2 separate regions of the Homo sapiens genome follow, and region 2 is linked to region 1. Evidence: read pairs that join two places in POLR2A ChIA-PET (ENCODE). Cell type or tissue: MCF 10A. All regions are shown on one strand. Links, peaks and the distances in the headings refer to the core of each region. The heading gives the core; the rest is flanking DNA.

What was found. ChIA-PET counts read pairs that join two places held together with the same protein. Peaks named below come from ENCODE experiments on the same cell type or tissue, not always from the same donor. Only the 100,000 strongest peaks of a DNase experiment are listed, where the experiment ranks them.
Region 2: POLR2A ChIA-PET joins it to region 1 with 5 read pairs; 3 of 35 experiments call an interaction of 5 or more read pairs at or near these places.

Annotation. Positions count from the first base shown.
Region 1 is chr20:10,500,219-10,511,259 of GRCh38, reverse strand. All of the region lies in intron 2 of SLX4IP (SLX4 interacting protein), which reads right to left. Among named protein-coding and RNA genes, the nearest start is that of SLX4IP, 70 kb to the right of the region's middle. RefSeq lists an enhancer at 3,917-4,056. In MCF 10A, for the core only: no CTCF peak of the experiment used is centred there; DNase peaks (open chromatin) are centred at 5,749 and 6,189.
Region 2 is chr20:10,587,920-10,598,960 of GRCh38, reverse strand. SLX4IP (SLX4 interacting protein) reads right to left here. Exons shown (of 8, transcript NM_001009608.3): 5 at 209-286. Among named protein-coding and RNA genes, the nearest start is that of MIR6870, 56 kb to the left of the region's middle. RefSeq lists enhancers at 1-948, 5,706-6,000. In MCF 10A, for the core only: no CTCF peak of the experiment used is centred there; DNase peaks (open chromatin) are centred at 5,880 and 7,820.

The sequences.
Region 1 (11,041 bases), core at 3,445-8,444:
GAACGCACACCATCAGCCCCATCTTAAGAACGGGGAAATATGTAGGATACACCAGAGAGTAAATAGGTGTCAGCAGATTATGAGAACAACATATTGCAAACTTTTTAAGTTTTAAAGGACCACCATCAACTCAGAACAGAATAAGGACACAACTTGGTTCCATTTTGCCAAAAAGGTAAATGGAGGGACAAGAACACGGCACCAAAGCCAGGTTCTCTGATAAAGTCACCCGGGAAGCGGCCCTGTCTCCAACAACAGGCCCAGTGGTTTTGGCTGGCAGGGTCCTTCAAAGGTACAGTGTGCCCAATTCATGCTGCGTCCATTCACCCTGGGCCCATTAATAATTTGCCAGGCACCGCCGGGTGCGATGGCTCACGCCTGTAATCCCAGCACTTTGGGAGGCCAAGGTAGGTGGATCATGAGGTCGAGAGATCGAGACCATCCTGGCGAACATGGTGAAACCCTGTCTCTACTAAAAATACAAAAAGTTAGACATGCATGGTGGTGGGCGCCTGTAGTCCCAGCTACTTGGGAGGCTGAGGCGGGACAATCACTTGAACCCGGGAGGTGGAGGTTGCAGTGAGCCGAGATTGCGCCACTGCAGTCCAGTCTGGTGACAGAGCGAGACTGCATCTCAAAAAAAAAAAAAATAATAAAAATAATAATAATAATAATAATAACAACAATAATTTGCAAGGCACCTAAGGCCATGGCCAGGCTCTCTTTCACTGCAGCTTGCTCTATCTTTAGTAGAGCTGGACAGGCTCCACCAGCAGGGCTCCGTGCTCCCCGCTGATACTAGCAGGAAGCAAGATACTTGACTGCACAATGGGCCTGTGGCCCCAGCTGCCCATTATCCAGGATGAAAGGTGTGTGTGGCCACAAGGAGTATGGCTCATGCACTCTTTAGCACCCTAAGGGCTTGGGGATCATTTGTTCAGTCTGAATACAAATCAAGGGTAAAAACCACATGGCAGTGTCACAGACATGACAGATGTAGTATCCAGTGCATGGACGGCACACAGCCTCTTTCCCTTCACCAATCAAGAAGAGTGACTAGTAAATGCTTTGACCATTTTCTTCTTTTAAAAAGGAAATTTTAAAAATTTAAAATTATATTGTTATTCTTCCTTTTAATTCTGCCTGTTTGACTTAATATTATAACATTAGGCTCAAAAATGACCAGTGACTTTTTCAATGACCTTGTTATTTAAAATTCTGTACACAGAATGTTAATAGCTGCATAATATTCTATTATATTGCTGTGTCAAAATTTATTCATCAGGCTGGTGCAGTGGCTCACACCTGTAATCCCAGCAATTTGGGAGGCCGAGGCAGAAGTTTGAGGCCAGCCTGGGCAGCAAAGCAAGGCCCTGCCTCTAAAGAAATTTTTAAAATTAAAAAATAGTTAGGCATGGTGGTACACACCTGTAGTCCCAGATACTGGGAAAGCCGAAGGGGAGGACTGCTTGAGCCAGGGCTTTGTAGTGAGCTATGATCGCACCACTGCATTCCAGCCTGGGCAAGAAAGTGAGACTCTGTGGCTTAAAAAAAAAAAAAAAATGTATTCATCATCCCAATGCGGGACCAACTGTCCCCATTTTTTCACCACTGTAAACAATGCTGCAATGAACATCTTTCTGGATGGATCTTCGTCCACATAGTGAATCAGCTGCAAACTACTTTTCTTTAACAGGAAGAGAATCTGGTCTGTATCAAGGCGATATCCTACCACACTTGGGAAATGAGGTACAGGAGAGCGACCCTCTACTTTATAGTGTTGCCAAGGCTGTCCAACTTACTGGTTCAGATAAATTACAGCCCAAAATCAGAGCAATTTCACCCATGGTGGTCACTGTTCCACAGTGGGGACGGTGCTCTGCTGGTGACTATCAACTCGGTGATCTCAGTCATTTTCCATTCAGGGCTTTAGTTTCTTCAACTGCAAAACTATAAGCTGGAATGAGATTATCTCCATGTTCCCCACTATCTTTATAATTGAATAACAGAAATAATTGAAAGACCCGGGAACAACAATTTCACAGTCAGAGTACCCTAATGCTGAATTACAACCTGATGCCAACTACCATGGCAGTTAAAAGAGACTCCGTGCCCCTGGCACTAGGTCAGACGTTGTGGGTAGAATCACAGGGGAAAGGGAGTGACACCCTGACTCGGAGTGGGAGGAGGGAGATTAACCCATCACAGAGCTACTAAGGAATGCTTACAGAGCCTCACATAGCAGCACTGACCTCAGCATGATTCTCTTGGGAAGGCCATAAATCCAAATGTGTCTGCCAGCCAGTATCAAAATGTCAGGCTGGGATGTCTAACAGACACCCCAAGTTAGGCCCCAGGGTCTGCAGGGAACCCTCAGTGGAGAGCCACTCACTGGGAGTCGTCTTTGGCTGTACCCAGAATTTACTTAATTTGACTATCTCCTTTCCCAGGCCCCAGCGGATGGAACTCATAAATAAAGAGTGAGAAATGCAACTGAAGCAGAGTTAGAAGCAGGCTCACTGACAACAGCAAGAAGGGATAGCTGCCAGCCCACGGAGAAGGAGAACCAGTAAAGTTAGCAAAAGCAGGCAGAAGAGTTTCTAAAGCAACATACTCTGCAAAGCAGTCTGGGCCATGTACTGTAGGAGCAAGTTGCCAGCAGCCCCCGGGAGCATGAATGGATATAGCAACTGTTGTTGAAAAGAACAATCCTGATCAACCCACATCAAAGGCTAATAGACCTCATTTAAGAAGACAGGGAAATGTAAATCTGTGAGATACTTCAGGATCATTTCTATCAAAAGCGTTTCATATAATAAAGGAATAAGCCTCAGTTATCTGGAAGGGTCACCCCTGTTGAGCAGCTCATTTGCTGAAGATATCACAGGGGCAAGGACAAACTGACCCAGGACAAATCATGCTACAGGAATGCTATAAAGAGAAGGATTTTCAGGGCTGGGCTCTCTTAGGCTCTGCCCGCATTGGCATTGTGCCTAGCACTGTGTTAAGCCCAAACTAGGTGCTCGCCAAGTAGGCTGATGCTCCAAGGGCAGGGCTGTGGGCACACACACTGGCTGACTCCGGCCAGGTGAGCACTGGGCCACAACCTGCCAAGTGTCCTCTCATATAAGGCTGGCTCTCTTCTCTACCTCCCCTTCCCCCAGATGCAAACCAGAAACAGGATCTGCTAATAAATTATTAGGCATGATCGCCTCTAGCATGGGGAAAGCAACTAAGAATGGTAATTAGAAGTTTAATGTTTACGTACACACACAAATGTGTGTATATATATATCAAATATACACATATGTGTATATATATCTCAAATATACATATATGTATATATATATATATAAAGGAGACTGTATCCCTCTGCTCCTTGTATGCCTTTTAAGTATTCACAGAGAAATAATAAAAAAGGCTGGAAGCAAACATGCCAAAATGTTAACTGCTGTAAATTCTGGGTGGTTGGCATAAAGTGCTGTTATATTATTCTTGAGACTTCTTTTTTCTTTGCATTTTCCAAATATCTCAAAAAATAAAAGATAATAGGCTTCTGTCCCAGGAGGTATGTCACTAAATCATGCATCCATGTGTCTATCCCTGCAAATACTGACTGCTTTCCTGGGCCTAGTATTTGTTGCACTGCTAGGATGCAGTGGTAAACCAGCAGATCAAATCCCAACCCTCATGAGGTTTTTGGTCCTCAGGGTAAGTTTATGCTGGGTTCATTCTTCCTCTCCTCTCTGAACTCTTATGAGATGGGCAATCAGAAGAGGGTGTCTCCTCTTCCACAACTCATTTCACACAAAGTAAAACCCAAACCCCTGCCGTGGACTATACAACCTTACCTGAGCAATCTCTTCCCACCTTTCCCACCTCATCTCCCCACTTTAAAGGGGCAGTCATAGTGGCCTCTTCCTCTCCTGTCTTGGTCTTTGGCCCTGCTGTTCCTCTGCCTGGGGCACTCCCACCTAACTCTACACATGACGGGTTCTTCACATCTTCCGGGTTTTAGTTCAAATCGCATATCCTCATTAAAAGGCACTTGCCTCCTTGCTTGTCAAAGGCACTGGCCTCCCATAGGCTTAGAACACTGTCCCTGAGACACATCTGAGCTAACTCCCTCATCTCTTCAAGTCTTCTCAAGCAGGCCTTCCCCAGCCACCTGATTTAAAATTGCAGCTTCACTTGAGATTTGCCCAGAGAGTAGAATTTAAGTGTTCTCACCGCCCCACCACACACAAAATGTGAGGTGATGAAGGTGTTAATTAGCCAGATTGCAGTAATCATTTCACAATGTGTAAGTTCATCAAATCATCACATTGTACACCTTAAATATATGCAATTTTTATTTGTCAATCATATCCCAATAAAGTCGGGAAAATAAACAAATAAAAATAAAATTGCAGCCTGTCCGTTCCCACACCCCCTGCTGCCTCACTCCTCCTGATACCTTTCACCTGGTTCTGCTTTTTCCTGTTGGATAGTACTGACTGCTTATGAACATGCTCTACAATTTATGTCTTTATTCCAGTTATTGTTTATGGTCTGTTTCCTGTACTAGAATGTGAGACCCCTAAGAGAAGAAAATGTGCATTTGTTTTGTTCACTGACACATCCTAAGGGTCTCAACAGTGCCCTTGGTAAACATCTCATGTTGAATTTCATAGCAATCATAAACATCTTCTTGTTTACCTGATTACTTATTTAGTGTTTGTTTCTCTTCAAGAGAGCCAGAGAGTTTGAGCAAACAACATAAGGCCTGTCTGTCTTGTTAAATTCACATGCCTAGCATGTAGAAAAGGATTTGACACATTTGAGGTGTTCAGTAAATTTATGAAACAAAAGAAAACACTGTCAAGCTGGGTCCAATGTGGGTTTTTCAATAAAGAAACTGCATTGTAATCCAGCCACCCATTTTCCTTTGCTTCCCTGAAAGAATCTTAGCCATCTGAAAAGGAATCATTATTTTAGCTAGCATAATCGCGATGCAAAAATAATTATTTCACTTATTCTGTACCCCAAGTTTGGAAGTCAACTACAGACTCTAATTGCTGCCTAAATCCCAGTAGTAAACAAACCAGCTTTGCATTTTATATGTTACCATGAGGTTCTCCGGGTTTGCTCCTCAGAGCCAAAGAAATGTTGACACAGTTGCACACCAAGTTTCAACATGCTGATCATGTTAAAATAGTGCACAAGAAATATTTTTCCACTTTATAAAAAGCCAGACTGTTTACATGCTTAAGTGGCCAGAGACTATGCTATCTGTGTGTGGTCCTGAAGTTTCAATATCATAACCATGAATACAAAATGGAGCAGCATGCAATAAACTAGTTTATGTAGTTTCTCAGCCAAAATGGGAATCAAGATGTTACCGTGCAAGAGCTCATAAATGGGCAGGTTAGAAAAGGGGAATAATTTTAATATATTTTTGAAAAAAAAAAGAATTAATGTAATACAACTCGGTTATATTTATACGTATATAATACAGACAAACATATTAAATAGAAGATGAGAGAGACAGAGGACAGAAATAGCTCACAAGGTCTTTGGCCAATAGATTTCTTATCAAGATCACACAGAAATATGCTGAGCACAGCATTAACTACAAGCCCAGGATCAAGTGGTAGAAAAGATCTATGAAATGGTTACCAAACACGGATCTTCAGTACAAACATGAGAGAGATGAGAGGCGTTCCTTCAGCTTGGCCCAGTAGCTGAACATAAGCCTTGTGCAACCTCCCAGGAGCACTCACCAGAGGAGGGGCCCTAAGTTCACAGTCGGGCTAAAGAAGACATGCCCTGTCTCCTATGTCTTTTCCATTTTCCGAGTAGCACTGGCTTTGGTCTACAATAATTTAGTCTTTCTTCAAGCTAGAAATAGAATTTAAGCAGGGGCTCCACCCTGTCCAGACAAGATATAAGTGAAAAGAGACCTCACAGAAAGAAAAATTATCTACATCTGACTAACTGAAGACATGCACACATTCCCAGAGTCTAGAGTTTAAATGTTCAAGACAGTTTCTGGATTCTGGGCTGTTTGCATTTATCATTCCTCTAAGTCCCCAAATGCTTCAGGTTAGTGAGGACTGCTTGTTCTCACATTTTTAATAGCTTTCTACTTGAAGAAAGTTCTCAGTACAGTGTGTCTAAACAAAAAAATAAATCACTTAATGTGAGCAGGTTCATGTTGCAACACGAAATGCCACTTCCCATTTGATTGCCAAATGCACAAACTGTTATTCTCAGTTGACTGAATAAGTGAAAGAATGGTACTTCATTAAATTTTTTTTTTTCCTGGCATTATCTTTTTTTCCTCCTACAGTTTCTTTTACAGAGTCTTCCGTGGCTATAGGTCGGAACAGTTTTCCTGTTGCTATGAGAACGGCATAAATAAGTCAAGTTTAAAATTCACTTTGGGGGTATGGAGCCGCCACAGTTCCGGCTACCTAAGCCCTCCTGGGTGTGTGTTGCGTACTCTTCCCTATAGGCAGTGGATCACAGCCATTTAACATGGCCTTCCTCCACCATGGCCCATCTTCTGGCCAGAAAAATCCCACAAGCCTCGCAGAGGCCCCCTCTAACTGCTTGGGCTTCTACACACAGACCTAGTAATGGTCTTCTGTGCTGCAAGGAGAGAAATATAAGCTCAACATTAACATTTCTCCAAGTGCAGAAATTCATGGGCCTCCCAAACTCCACCAAGCACCCTCCTACTTCCTCTACAACAATGCCACTGAGCAATGATCAAAATGAGGAGCCCTTGGAATACATTTGGAAGGGCAGAATAATGGGCCAGGAAGCGGGTCTAGGAAGGGGCTCTTTACATCCCCTGCTGTAGCCTTCCAGATCTGCCTCACCGAAGGTCCAGGGGCTCCCACAAGGGACCAGAGCTACATCTGCAGGAGGGTGGTTCTTCCTGTATTTTCAGGGCATTCTCTATTCACAATTAATCTGTCCACTCTTCCAGTGCTCCTGGACCTCAGAGACAGAAGGTATGCTTGTCTCACTTTACTGAACTGCACTCCAAGGTTTGAAGATCAAAAACCCTACTCCTAAGACAAGCCAGTCAGTGAGGACAACAGTATTTAGGGAAGCTCAAGGCTGTCAAAGGAAAGGTCAAGAGCGCTCTCCACCCTTAAAAATATCTAGGCTTTCTTCATGGCTGCTGCTTCTTTCTCACGAAGAGCATTGTGGGTTTAATTGTGGGCTGAACTGGATATCATAAGATCCAAAAGATATTAGGATAAGTCCTAACTCCCAATACCTGTGAATGTGACTTTATTTGGAAATAGTCTTTGCAGTTGTAATCAGGTTAAGATGAGCTCATTAGGGTAGATCTTTAATCCAATATGACTGTTGTTCTTCTAAGAGAAGAAGACAGAGACACAGAGAGAAGAGCTGTGTAATGACAGAGGCAAAGATTGCAATGCATTTACAAACCCAAGAAGGCCTAGGGTTGCCAACAAACACCAAAACTAGAAGAGGCAAGGAAGGATCTCCCCTAGAGCCCTCAGAGAGAAAGCATGGCCCTGCCAACACCTTGATATCAGACTTCTGGCATCCAGACCCATGAGACAATAAATATCTATTGTTTAAAGCCACCCAGTTTGTGGTTGTTTGTTACAACAGCCCTAGGAAACAAACTCAAAGAGCAAATTTTGCCTTGAGCTAAGAAACGAAGTCATGTCATTTGTGAACAGAGATGATGCCTTTCAGAGGAAAGCAAAGCTGCTTGCAAAAGCATAGGGCACACACATCAAATCCTCCCATGGCAAGGTGGCAGCAGGCTGGTCCAAAGAGCAGGTCCACAGAAAACAGCACATTTGGCTACTTCTTAAGGGTGCCTGGCAATGTCTGGCTCACACTTTCTAGGTTGCTTCAATGGTCCATCCAACCCAGCCACACCTCTAGGCCACCTATACTAAACTCTGCCAGTCAGTCACCCGCCAGCTGTTAGGGAGACTCAGTGGCTAGTTTAACCCTGTAGACCTCTGGCGGACAGCAGGCCTGAAGACTCAGAAGGACTGCATCATATACACCCTTGGGTCCTACCTTAACCTTGGCATACAGAAGAGTCCCATTCATACCCAGAGTGAACCCTGCTGATATAAGGGAATGTGGGAGGACAGATGGCAGGGTAGGCCATAGTGAGGTGGCCAACAGTTGTATCAATGCTGGAGGTGTGTCTAAGGCAGCACAAGGCACTACAACTAGAGGAGGAACCAGACTCACAGTCACCAATATCAAGGTCAAATAGCAAGAAAGATAACATGAGCCATCAGGTCTAAAGAGCCAGATGCCCATTGTGAAGGGCTACTAGAACATACTACTGGCAAATTCTCTAAATATTTACTGAGCACCTATTATGTGCCAGACATTATTTTAGGCATGGAGGATAGCAGTGAATAAACCAGGTAAAAATCCCTGTCTTCATGAAGCTTGCATTAGAATAGAGACAGACCAAAAAGAAAAAAAAAAAGGAAACTATTTAGCCCATTAGATGATGACTTGAGTATGATGAAAAAGAATAAGGCAGAGAACAAGACAGAAAATTTTGGGGAGGGGGCAGTTAACAGAGTAAATGGGGTGGTCAAGGAAAGCCTCAAAGAGAAAATGATGCCCAAAGAGAGGGAGTACACGCTGCAAATATCTGGGGGAAGAGCATTGTAGGCAGCAGGAGTAGTAAACACAAAGGCTGTGAAAAGGAGGCTGGCATCTTCGAAGAAGTCCTGTGAGGTTGAAAGTGAGTGGGTTTGTGAGCGGGGACATGTGAGTGTGCATGCACATGCACAGAGAAGAGTCAGATCGGAAGGCCTGAGGGCATGGGCTTTGCCTCTACATAAGATGGCCTGGATCAATACCCCAGCATTGGAGCCGAGGAGTGATGGGATCTGACTGGTGTTTCACAGGATCCTCTGCTGCTATGTAGAGGGCAGGCTGAAGGGAGGCGAGGGCACAGAGACCAGGTAGTGCAGAAACACATGGGCCTCCCAACTCCTCCGAGCATCTGCAGTGCCTCCCACTTCCTACACAGAAATGCCACAGAGCAATAATTAAATGGAAGCCATCTCTCCTCACTTAAAGGGGTAAGTGCCTCACCTTTACTAGCACTGAGGATTACAAATCTTTGCCAGTGGTGTGCAGTTACTTAACCCCCTTGAGTATCTATGCTTAAGAAAAAATGAATAAGCCGCCGTTTCGGCCCCACCCAGTGAAAAATCTGCCAATAATTGGCTTATTGAAACTAAATGCAAACCAAAGATCACATCTAGGTTTATTTAAAGACAAACGGTGTGCTCTCATCAGAGTACTGTAAGCAATGTGCCCATTACATTTTTACATAGGCATTCAAAACATGCATATAAAAGTAGTACATTTGCTTAAAAGTCTTATAACAAAATACTAGATTTTTTTTAAAAAGTTGTCTGCGTCTCGGAAGAAAATGAAAGGAAATGAATACATTTTGACACGAACTTTTCTTCATGGCCACAACAATTCTTGTTTCACCACCAGACTGCTTTAAGTCTGTTTGTCTGGGTAAGTAGAAGCAAGGAAAACCTGCCATCTGGCATGACTGCCATCTCTTTGTGGCCACACAATAAGTCTTGGGCAACTCTGCCTGCTGCCCTCGAGAACCAAGTGGGGTGGCAACAGCGGAGAGGAGGTAAAACAAGGAGGCTTCTGTGGAGGCAGAAGTATTTATCATGAGCAGTTCCGCCTCTGAAGGAAGGAGATTGCTGTGGGGGCTGAGCACTTTATTGCTGGGCCCCAGCTTTTTGGCAACTGCAAACAGTCAACTTGCAGCTCTTTGGGGAAGGTGAATTTACAGATGAGGACAGCTCCTTTTTTAGCTCTGGTTCCTTTACTACTCATTAGCATCTTTTTTTGAAAGGATAGACTGTGGGGGGAGGGGAGAACAAATAAGAACCAAATGTAAATTAAAGCATTAGTTTCTTTTGGAGTATAGCGGAAATTTTTCTGCACTGATTATACATACATTATTATATAATGTCATTATTACTCCCTCCACCATCACTAGCATTTCTAAATATGGTAATATTATATAACTACAATGTTTTTCACCTATTTTTGCCATCATCATTGTAAGTACATATGGCTAAACTTGTGCTTCATATGGGAACTTTCGCGATTTATTTTCAGGTGTAATTCCTGTAACTAAGCCACCAACTAGTTTCATCAAATATCACCATGGCAGTGGGGAAGGAAGCCTACACCAAATGAACACATGAAAACACTGGTTCTACAGGATTCTAATGCATTATCTCCCTGCAGACATGGCCTTAATCTGTGCTTATGTAACACACTCTGCATTCAGCCTGAGTTTGGAAGCATTTCCAACAAGAACATTATCCATAAAACAAAACTGGTTGCAAATTAGAATCCTGAAATGAGTACCTGAGACATCATGAGGGGCAAAGCATGCAATGGTAGACCCTTACAAATGTTCATATTTTTATTTACTTATTTTATTTATTTTTTGAGACAGGGTCTCGCTCTGTCATCCAGGCTAGAGTGCAGAGGTGCAGTCATAGCTCATGCAGCCTCGACCTCCTGGGCTCAAGGAATCCTCCCACCTCGGCTTTCCTAGTAGCTGGGACTACAGGTGTGCACCACCACGCATGGTTAATTTTTTAATTTTTTTGCAGAGACAGGATTTTGCTATGTTGCCCAGGCTGGTCTTAATTTCCTGGACTCAAAGGATCCACCTGCCTCAGCCTCCCAAAGTGCTAGAACTATAGGTATGAGCCACCATGCCTGGCCCCATCTTTTTCCACACATGAAGAGAACCACACATAGAACTTTAACACATCAGTGGCTCATGCCTGTAATCCAAGCACTTTCGGAGGCCAAGGTGGGTGGGTCACTTGAGGTCAGGAGTCCAAAACTAGCCTGGCAAACATGGTGAAACCTCGTCTCTACTAAAAATACAAAAAATTAGCCGGGTGTGGTGGCGGGCACCTGTAATCGCAACTCAGGAGGCTGAGGCAAGAGAATTGCTTGAACAATTCAG
Region 2 (11,041 bases), core at 2,932-7,931, 88 kb before region 1:
AGCATGATGTGGCCCAGCTCACTGTTCTTAGAGAGGCAGTAAACACAGTACAAGGTGGGAGGAAAGAAATCGCAAACTTTCGGACACACTCAAGACATGAAGGCAATGAAGCAAGTGGGACTCTCCACTCCTTAATTTTCATCCCTTCTCTATCTAGGGCAAGCAGATTGTGTGAAATGTCTGACAAACCAAGAAATCGGCTTCTTACCAGCATTCTGTGTGCTCCTGATGCAGCGAAGGCGTATCCCTCTCTTGAGGAAATAGGCTGTGATTTGAAAGCCATAACCTGGAAAGTGAAAGGGAACATCACTAAGTTAAGTTTGTTTGCCGCTAAATCTCTGGAGTTCAGCCCAGTGCCTGCCATAAAAGACACATTCAATAGTTATTTAGCAAATGAAGCTGAGTGTGATGACTCACGCCTGTAATCCCAACAATTCGGGAGGCCGAGGCAGGCGGATCACTTGAGGTCAGGAGTTCGAGACCAGCCTGGCCAACATGGTGAAACCCTGTCTCTATTAAAAATACAAAAACTAGCCGGGTGAGGTGGCGGGCACCTGTAATCCCAGCTACTCAGGAGGCTGAGGCAGAAGAATCACTTGAACCTGGGAAGTGGAGGTTGTAGTGAGCTAAGATCACTGCACGCCAGCCTGAGTGACAGAGCGAGACTCTATCTAAAATAATAATAATTAGTAAATGAAAGAATAAAGGAATTAACAGAGGGCTTCTCTTGAGAGGCAAGGGTGAACATTACTATCTTGCCTCTTCCAGGAGGCCTGACTATGACGCTGGCATAGTCCCTAGTCCCTGAAGTCCCTCAGTTACTTCAACTGTAAAACGAAATAAATGAGGTCTAACGTACTTTCAGATGGGATAATTCAGTCGGAGCTTGCGAATAGATCTTAGCCACCTTCTCATACTCACTGCTTATTAGCTCATAAAAAGAAGCAGTTCATACCTATTTGAACATGGATGTATTTTGCCTGTAAATAAATTAATTCAAGTATGTCAAAATCTTCATATAGAATGAGATTAAAAGAAATATGACATGAGTAAAAAAATAATTTCTCCAACTCACCAGAGTGGCCTAAGTGAAAGAGACAGAGCATAAAGTGTTGGCAAGAATGCAGGACAACTGGAATTCTCATACGCTGCTGGCAGGAGTACAAATTGGTACAGCCACTTTGAAAAAAATGCTTGAGTATCTAAAGCTGAACTTAGGCATGAACATACAGTGTTCACAATAGCACTCTTCACAATAGTCTCAACCTGGAACCAATGCAAATATCCATCAACAGTAAATTTTTTAATGGGGATATAGTCACACACTGAAATACTATAGTGCCTCTAAAAATGAATGAGCTACAGTTATAGGTAGTAACAGAAATACATCTCACAAACATAATGTTACATGAAAGAAGCCTGATCCAGAAGAGTAAATGCCATCTGTGAAAATGGAGACACTATCATTCGTCTCATAGGGTGGCAACAGATTTTCAGATGATTCACAGAAAGTGCCAGCTTAATTCCTTCCTCTCTCCCTTTCTCTTCTCTTCTGGCTTCCCTCCAGGTATAAACTACTTTGTTGATGATTTTCCTGAAATCACAGTAAAACCGTTCCTGGTTATCGCAGTCAGCAGTCAAGTTATTTGGTAGAAGAATCAGAAGCAAAAGCTCCACCAGAGTGGGGTGAGGGTCCCCCTCTGTCAAACTGGAGTGGCCAAGAGTTGCAGGAAGTAATCTCTAGGACCATCAGATTCTCCAAAGTCCATGACTATGGTTGGTCTGAAATAACTTATATAAAGAATACAATTAAAGAAGTTTCCACTTTCATATTCAGTATCCTTCCGACACTCCTGTAGAAAGACCCAGGACATGAGTGACCACAGACTTGATGCTGTCTAAACAAGCGATGGCTCTGACAGAACAATTGCTTTAGTCATGCAGATTGTGCAAGAACAGTGACATCTATGAAAGGATAATCTCCGGATTTGCTGAGATAAAATAATTTTTTCCTAACACACTTGAAAATAGATTGCATTTCAGTCATGTGGCTTTCTTCTGCTTAAAATGTCAAACAAAATATACACACCACTGACATTACTCTGAGTGCTTTAAAACAAATACGTTATTTCTTAGGTCACTGAGAGAATGGAAGTCATTTCTACATCTGTTTATTTGTCCAACTGCTGAGGGAAGAAGTGGAATCCTTAACAATTGGTGACTCACAAACACATACAGCAAAATTTAAAAGTATTTTTCAAGTATTAATTTATAATGCAAGTCTTCCAAAGAACTGAGAAAAAAAAAGTATAATATCTGTTATTCTACCTTTGCTGATATATAGCTCTAAGTGATTAAGATTCAGGAGGCATGTTCGAAATTTCAAAAATCTTCTTCCTATGCAAAATCTTTAGCAATAAAATGTTATTATCAGGCCCAGTGTGGTGCTCATGCCTGTAACCTCAGTACTTTGAGGGGCCAAAGTGGGAGGATTGCTTGAGGCCAGGAGCTCGAGACCAGCCTGGGAAACATACTGAGACCCCGTCTCCTTAAAAAAAATACAAAAAAACATTAGCTGGGCATGGTGGTACACGCCTGTAGTCCCAGCTGCTCAGGTGGCTGAGGCAGGAGGATTGCTTGAGCTCAGGGCTTCAAGGCTGCAGTGAGCTATGATCACCACTGTACTCCAGGCTGGGCGACAAAGCAAGACCCCATCTTAAAAAAAAACGTTATTATCAGGAAGGGGCAAAATCTGAAGTTGACCATGAAAGCTACAGTTTTGAGTCCAGGAAGCCTGGTATCTGAAGATACTACTTGAGTGACAGCTAAATCCTATCTGGACTGCTGAACAATCAAGTCTCAATATGACACCTTCCCCTATAGAAAAAGAAAGCAGTATAAGGCAGATTTCAAGTGATTTGTTACTGAAATTAGTAGGAGAAATGAGTTTATTGAAACCTTGACCCCTACACCTCCCACCCCAGGACAGAATTAAGTTAAAAGGAATCATTTCTAAATAGCATCTTGTTATTAGTGGTTTCAATGGAAAACCTGCCCAAATGGCACCTACAAGAGAAATAGCAAGTTTAACATGTAAAAAAGATTTGCACCTGCTTAATCCAAATTCGACTGGTCATATGAAACTTTGTTTAAAGAGAAACTTGAGGAGAGATTAAACACAAAAGGTACTATGCCAGTTCTTATGGCAAACTAAATTTGATCTATAAACAGAGAAAATTATTGCTGCTTGAAACATACTGCACTGAAATGCTTAGAAAGATGTATTTCATTTATTCATAGACAAAAGGCAATGATAAAGACTACATTCTTATCTTTGCTTTTAATGAAATCAACTTCACAGAGTTCAGGAGGCCACTGAGATTTTGTACTTACCCAGGGCTAAAGCAAAGCTCCACTACTCTCTAAAGCTAAACAGCAATTTGGCAAAGGATCCAAAAGTCCTTTTGCTTTTCCTACTTGGGGCACCAGCTCCCAGCTCGCTATGCTGGTGTTTTAAATGCAGAAAACCTGAGTCAGCAGAGCAAATGGAAATCATAAAGTGATCATCTTTTCATCTGAAAACTACTGGATGATGGTATTAATATTATGAGGCACTTGCAAATCACATTTCAGTATGCCTGTTTCCTTGCTGGCGACTGTGGTGCTCCTAAATCTGAGAAGACTGTCTTTAGACACAAGAAGGGATTTGGATTAGAGGGAGAAAAAGCTTTGCAATAGAAACATCTTACCACCAGGCGTCTGCAGGTATGTGCATTTCCAGAAACAATTGATATTTTTGAATTGCTTAATGTAACACAATCATCTAGTATCAGCAAGATCCCATCTTCTCCCCTGGCCTCCAAGCAGCCCAAAAAATCTCCAGTTCTTGTGCCACCATTTGCTCTCTGTATGTCGTAAAAAGCTGTTGCACTTCTCCTTATCCTTCTACAAACAACCTCCAAAGCATGAAGCCTCAAATGATTACTTGTTACCACACTAACTTTCTTCTGGCTTACCTAAGTTGTTCATCAAAAACTATTGAGTCTCTTTAAAAAAAATGGAGAGGTGGTCAGTAATGCATATGAGAGAAAGAAAGGACAAACCACAGTCCTCCTACTATTTTATTTCATATTCTGTCTAAAATAAGCTGCTCCAAAATGGCTCTACTAGAAATTTGCAGTCTTCATAAACAGAAAGGCAAAAATTACGACAAAAAAACTCAAATATGAATTGAACAAATTCCATCCTGGCTTAGCAAGGCAGTAGATTAGTTTCAAGTAGTACCATGTTCCAATGAGTAATGGTTTTAAGGGAGTGGTCATTTATTTGGGTTGTCACAGTTCACAGTCCCAAGACACTGAGAGCAAATATTCAATGAGAGATTTTACTGTAAAACTATCCAGCCTCACTTGTTTTCCAGGGGATTCATAGCTAAGGCGACTTGAGCTTCCCCACAGCTGCCAACGGGAGTCTGTGGTCTGGTGCGTAACAGTGGGAAGTCCTCTCCCACAGCTATTACGAGACCATTCATGGACGAGCCTGGGAAAATGCCTCTGTGTGGCTTGGTGAGCCATCAGGACCTCCGGGCAGGTGAATTCCACTTCATTGTGGACCCCACCCACCACCTGTGTGGCTCTCTTCCAGCAAAGCCTTCTCCCAAACTACAAGGCAGGCTCAGGAAGACCTACGATGCCCCTCAGTACTTCTCTCCCTGAGATGACTCCATTATTATCATCACTCACACAGTCTGAAACATTTCAAACATTCAGAAAAGTAGAAAAATAATGTCATGAACATCCCAAAACCCACCATCTAGATTCAATAACAGTTAATATTTTGCCGTATTTCATACACATATTTTCTAAACTGCTTCGAAGTGGACATCATGAAACCTTACTCCTAAACATGTGAGCACAGCTCTTGAGCAATAAGGAAATTCTCCTTCATCACCACGACACTATTATTACAACTGAGTATGACATTACCGATCAAATAATCAGCCTATATTCAAATTTCTCCATTGTCCCAAAATGTGTATCACTGATCTGATTTTCCTTTGAATCGGATCCAACCAAAGATCATGGATTTTAAGAGATGTATTTGCTTATATCTCTTTTAATCTAAAATAATCTCCCTTTACCTTTTAAAAAAAGAACTCTGAACTTTTAAAGAGATCAGGCTAGTTGTGTTATAGAACAACCCCATTCTACATTTGAATTTTTTTTTTGACAGGGTCTTGCTGTGTTGCCCAGGCTGGAGTGCAGTGGCACAATCACAATTCACTGCAGCCTCAACCTCCTGGGCTCAGATGATTCTCTCACTTCAACCTCCTGAGTAGCTGGGACCACAGGTGCATGCTACCACACTCATCTAAGTTTTAAAATTATTTTTAGAGACATGGTCCCCCTATGTTGCCAAGGTTAGTCTTGAACTCCTGGGCTCAAGCGATCCTGCTGCCTGGACCTCCCAAAATGCTGAGATTACAGGTGTGAGCCACTGCACCCAGCTAAGCTTTTTTTTTTAACCTCAGTTGCCTAAACACAAAATTTCAACCTGTATGCTCTTTTAAAATGCCAGCCATTTATTAATTTTGACTTCTCCTTTAACTGCTGTAGGAAATTACAGGTTCAAACTAAAGCTATAATGACAATTCAAAGACTGGCATACAGATGACCTGAAAATTTGGTCCTAATGATAATTTCAAAGAAATAAAATTATGGATTTGTAGATAGTTAAAATTTTGGTGAAGATAAGCTTACTTAGGTAGGTTGGATAGTGGTCTGATATTTGCTTTAAGAAAGGGCACTTTGTCATAATCAGATTACTATGTGCTAACCCGGAAGCAGCTCTGCATTGCACGCCAGTTCAGACATGTGACTGTTTCCAGTCTGAAGTCATGAGTCAGTTCTCAAGCTTGGTTGTGATTTAATAAGAGAACAGGAAGAAAGAGGCTGATACCAACTGAGTACTGACAGTATCTTGGGTATTAGACTAGACTAGGAACATATAATATACTTAAAAGATGAAGAGGCTAGGCACAGTGGCTCACGCCTGTAATCCCAGCACTTTGGGAGGCCAAGGTGGGCAGATCACGAGGTCAGGAGATCGAGACCATCCTGGCTCACATGGTGAAACCCTGTCTCTACTAAAATAAAAAAATTAGCCAGGCGTGGTGGCACGCACCTGTAGTCCCAGTTACTTGGGAGGCTGAGGCAAGAGAATCGTTTGAACCCAGGAGGCAGAGGTTGCAGTGAGCCGAGATCATGGCACTGCACTCCGGCCTGGGCAACAGAGTGAGACTCCATCTCAAAAAAAAAAAAAAAAAAAAAAAAAAAAAAGATGAAGAATACGTGTGCTTTCAAGCTATTTCATTAAGGAAAAATGAAGTTGTAACTCATTACATCCCAAACTGTGTCACTCAGAAAGTTGCACCTTGTCCTTATCAAAAGGCCTAGGGTAGAAAGGGTAGGGAAATCATGAGTTTGATGCTGTCACTTCAAACATGAAAAGAGACTAAGTATGAGATGGGGCCTATGAAAAAGCCTTGATGGGGCCTTTGGAAACATGTTATGGGTCCAAGTGTGACCTCCTCTATTGCTGGTGATGGGGGGGGGTTGGAGAAAGGGGTTGTTCTGTGGGAACTGAAAACCAAGAGTCCTGTCCCAAGTTTAGGAATATACATACGGGATCCTAGTCTAAGACCACAACTGGGAAACAAATTTGGTGGGTAAGTGGAATATTTGATCCTAGGCTAAAAATTTCACTTATTACCCAAGACATTTAGAGATTCCAAAAAGGTTCCCTTGAGATAACATTTCATGTCCCTAAATAAGGACAGTACTAGACTCTGAGTCACAATAAAGCTATGTCTATTTGATGCCAAAACAAATGGAGCATGAAATGTTTCATGAATAAAATCATTATTTATAAAATAATTCTTCGGAGCCAAATTTATTTAGAAAAAAACACCCATTTTCTGCCTGTCACCCTTTTGACTTTGTAGGTAATGCCAGAGGGCACATGTGCCACAAATTTCATTTTCTGTGGGACCCATCAGAGATTGTTCACATGGAATAAGAAGGCTTTTCAGAGCAGACAAAAATTAGAATAAAACAAATTGAGAAATGATCACTTCAGATTTCTTCCCCATGTTGCTTTCCCACTTTTTTGTTTATTTAAAAAAAGGCCCTTAACATTAAATATGAAAACTGTGTTTGGATAACACGCAAGCATAGATGAAATGATATTCAAAACTATGGTTCCCACAATCATAACTCTGCCAGGCCATGCATAATGATAAGAATAATATAATACTGTGTACTTATAAAACTCAAAGTTCTCTTTAAAACCCTTCACTCATCTTTAAATAACTATACACAAAAGAAACAGAGATGTTTAATAAGCCTTCTAAATGAGGTAGCTGCTTGTTTGAACTATTAGCTGTTCAAGCAGGCCCCTCTGCAATGGATTTCAAATTTCCTGTGCATACAGAGGAACACCAGATGAAGCATATCCTCTGTGGCCTCCCTGTCTTGCAGGGAATCCATTTCAACTCTGAGATTCTAGATCATGTGCAATGAGAAAGAGAGTTCATGAACCACTGGACTATTCTAACAGGACCATGGACCCAAAGGACAAGAAACAACCTTGGAAGTCTCCTAGTTCATTTCCTGTTTGTCAGCCAGGACCACATTAAAACCATCTTTTAAAAACAACACCAAAATGCTGAGTGAGAAGATGCTATACCTACCTATGTGCCACTTTATCTGTCCTTTATATGAACTGAGATTGCAAACTTAATGCCTGAGGGGTAAGACAGGTAACAGGAAAAGGGTTGGGTTCTGACTGGAAAACTGGAGAGAGCTCAGGGCTTGTTTAAAGGGGACAGCAGTGATTTTCAAACTCATCGGAAACTAGGGCACAGGGGTACCAGAAAAGCTGGAAATCCAAGTTTTTATGTGAAATCTCTTCAAATTTTAACTTTGCAAACAATTCAAACTTTTAAAATATATTGTGTGGTCCAAATAATATGTCTCTGAGAGCCAACGTAGCTTTATATTGTCAGTTTGCAATCTCTAACTTAAATTCTTCACACTTCAGTTGAATTTCTTTTTTGTGTGTCTTCGGCAGAGCTAAAGGAAAGCTGGCCACTACCAAATGCTTGAAGATAGGTATTCAGTTTCAATTTAGTCATTTATTCTAAGCTAAATAAACCCAGGTCCTTAACCTTACTAAACAGGGCATGTTTTTCTACGTTAAAATCATCTTTCTGACTCTTAGGTCTGACATTAAAGATACTCAGCCGGGTGCGGTGGCTCATGCCTGTAATTCTAGCACTTTGAGAGGCTGAGGCGAGTGGAATGCCTAAGCTCAAGAGTTTGAGACCAGCCTGAGCAACACAGCGAAACCCCATCTCTACTAAAATACAAAAAATTAGCCGGGTGTGGCAGTGTGCGCCTGTAATCCCAGCTACTCCGGAGGCTGAGGCAGGAGAATTGCTAGAACCCGGGAGGCAGAGGTTGCAGTGAGCCGAGATCGCGCCACTGCACTCCAGCCTGGGTGACAGAGCAAGACTCTGTCTCTAAAAATAAAATTAAAAAAATAAATAAATACATACATAAATAAAATAAAATAAAATGATACTCAAGGGTTTGACTCAATATGGGGGAAAATGAAAAGATGATATAATTTTAGAAATCATTAATTGTATAAATGTGTGGGATCTGCATTAAAAAATTACAAAGTTTTCATAATTAATTAGGAAAAGGTCTTAAAAAGATTAATATACCATGTTCTCAACTGGAAGGGCTAACCATCATAAAGATGTGAATTGTTCCCATATTTATTTGTTTAACAAATATGTACCGAGTGCCTATTGTGTACCAGACAATTCCAGTCAAATATCACAATGAAACTGTTATTTTTTATGTGTGTAAGGGGAGGAGGCAGTTTGGAAGCTGCGAAAAATAATGCTAAATTTAATCTAAAAGAATAGTTAAAAAAAATTCAAAGTAAAAAAAATTTTTTTCCTAATTAAAAGTAACATAGACTCAATGTATTTTTAAAAATCTAGACAAAAAAAGGTGTAAAGAGAAATGAATCTTCAACAATCCGACCACCCAGAGACCCTTTGTCACTTTCGACTTTTGATATCTTCTAGGTCTTTTCTCAAAATATATAATCACATATACTCTTATTTCTTTCTACAAAAACGAAATCATATGATGAATGTTGTTTTATAACGTGATTTTTAAAAACCTCAGTACTATGAACATTGACTTTGTGTATGATACCATTTAGAAATCCGTTTTTATTCTTTCCCAAATGAATAATAAATTGAGTATTCAACAGAAGATCCCCACTGATCCCTGGTTGCCAGGTCTGTCATACACAGACCTCTCTTTCTGACTCACTTTATTCCACTAGCTTATCATCAGTCAGTTAACACTATGTTAATTACCTGAGCTTTATTTATAATAAATCTTAATCTAGTAGGGCAATTTCCTTTCCTGACTCCCAACATTATTTTTCTTCTTCATCAGGAGTACTTGAAGTTATTCTTGGCCTTTTATCCTTTTATTAGCTTGTCCAGTTGCATGAAAAGCCCTTTCAGGGTTGGATCAGAAAGACCTTGAATTTATAGATCAATTTGGAGAAAATAAACATCTTTATGATAATGACACTTCCCATACATTTGACATGGTAAATCTCCTAATTATTTTTAATAACTTATTTAATACCTTCCAATAAAGTTTTTTTAGTGTTGTCATGTAAATGTTATCTCCTAAAAACTACATTTTTAAACTGCCTGCTGTTGTAACTGACTTCTATATGTTGTCAGCTGAAATGCCTATTAAATCTTTTTTCCCCACCTTTATTGGGGTATAATTGATAAATAAAAGTTGTATACATTTAAGGTATAGAACATGATGATTTGATATATGTATCTATTGTGAAATGATTACCACAATCAGGCTAATTAATACAACTATCACCTCATATAGTTATCTCTCTTTTTCTTGCAGTGAGAACATTTAAAGATCTCTCTTACCAAATTTCAAGTATGCAATGATTATTAACTACAGTCACCACAGTGTACATTAGATTCCCCAGAACTTATTCACCTTATAACTGATAGTTTGTGTCCTTTGACCAAATCTCCCCTTCCTTCCCTCATTGACCCCTTCCCCTAGCCAGACTCTGTCCCTACCCCTGCCTCTGGCAATCATCATTCTACTCTCTGCTTTTATGAATTAGGCTTTTTTAGATTCTACATACAAGTGAGATCACACAGTATTTGTCTATGTCTGGCTTACTTCATGTAGCATAATGCACTCCAGGTTCATCAGTGCTGACACAAATAGTAGGATTTCCTTCTTTTTTTATGGCTGAGTAATGTTCCATTGTATACATACAGCACATTTTTAAAGATGCTAGTTTCATTTCCTTTGTATATATACCCAGACGTGAGACTGCTGGATCATATGGTAGTTCTGTTTCTACTTTTCTGAAGAATCTCCATACTGTTTTCCATAATGGCTGTACTAATTTACACTCCCATCAAAAGCATGCAAGGGTTCCCTTTTCTCCACACCTTCACCAATACTTATTATCTCTTTTTATAACAGCCATTCTAACAGGTATGAGATGACATCTCACTGTGGTCATAACGTGCATTTCCTGATGGTAAATAACGTTAAGCACCTTTCCATATACCTGTTTACAATTATATGTTTTCTTTGGGAAAATATCTACTTAGGTCCTTCCCCATTTTTAATTGGGGTATTTAATTTAGTTGTTTTCTTTCTTCCTTTTCCTTTTTTTTCTTTGCTATTGAGTTGTATGAGTTCCTTATATATTTTGGATATTAATCCCTTATTAGATATATGGGCTTGAAAATATTTATTCCATTCTATAGGTTACCTTTTCATTTTGTTGATTGTTTCCTTTGCTGCACAGAAGTTTTTAGTTTGATATAGTTGCTTTTGTTACCTGTCTTTTGGGGTCACATCCAAAAAAATCATTGTCAGGACCAATGTCA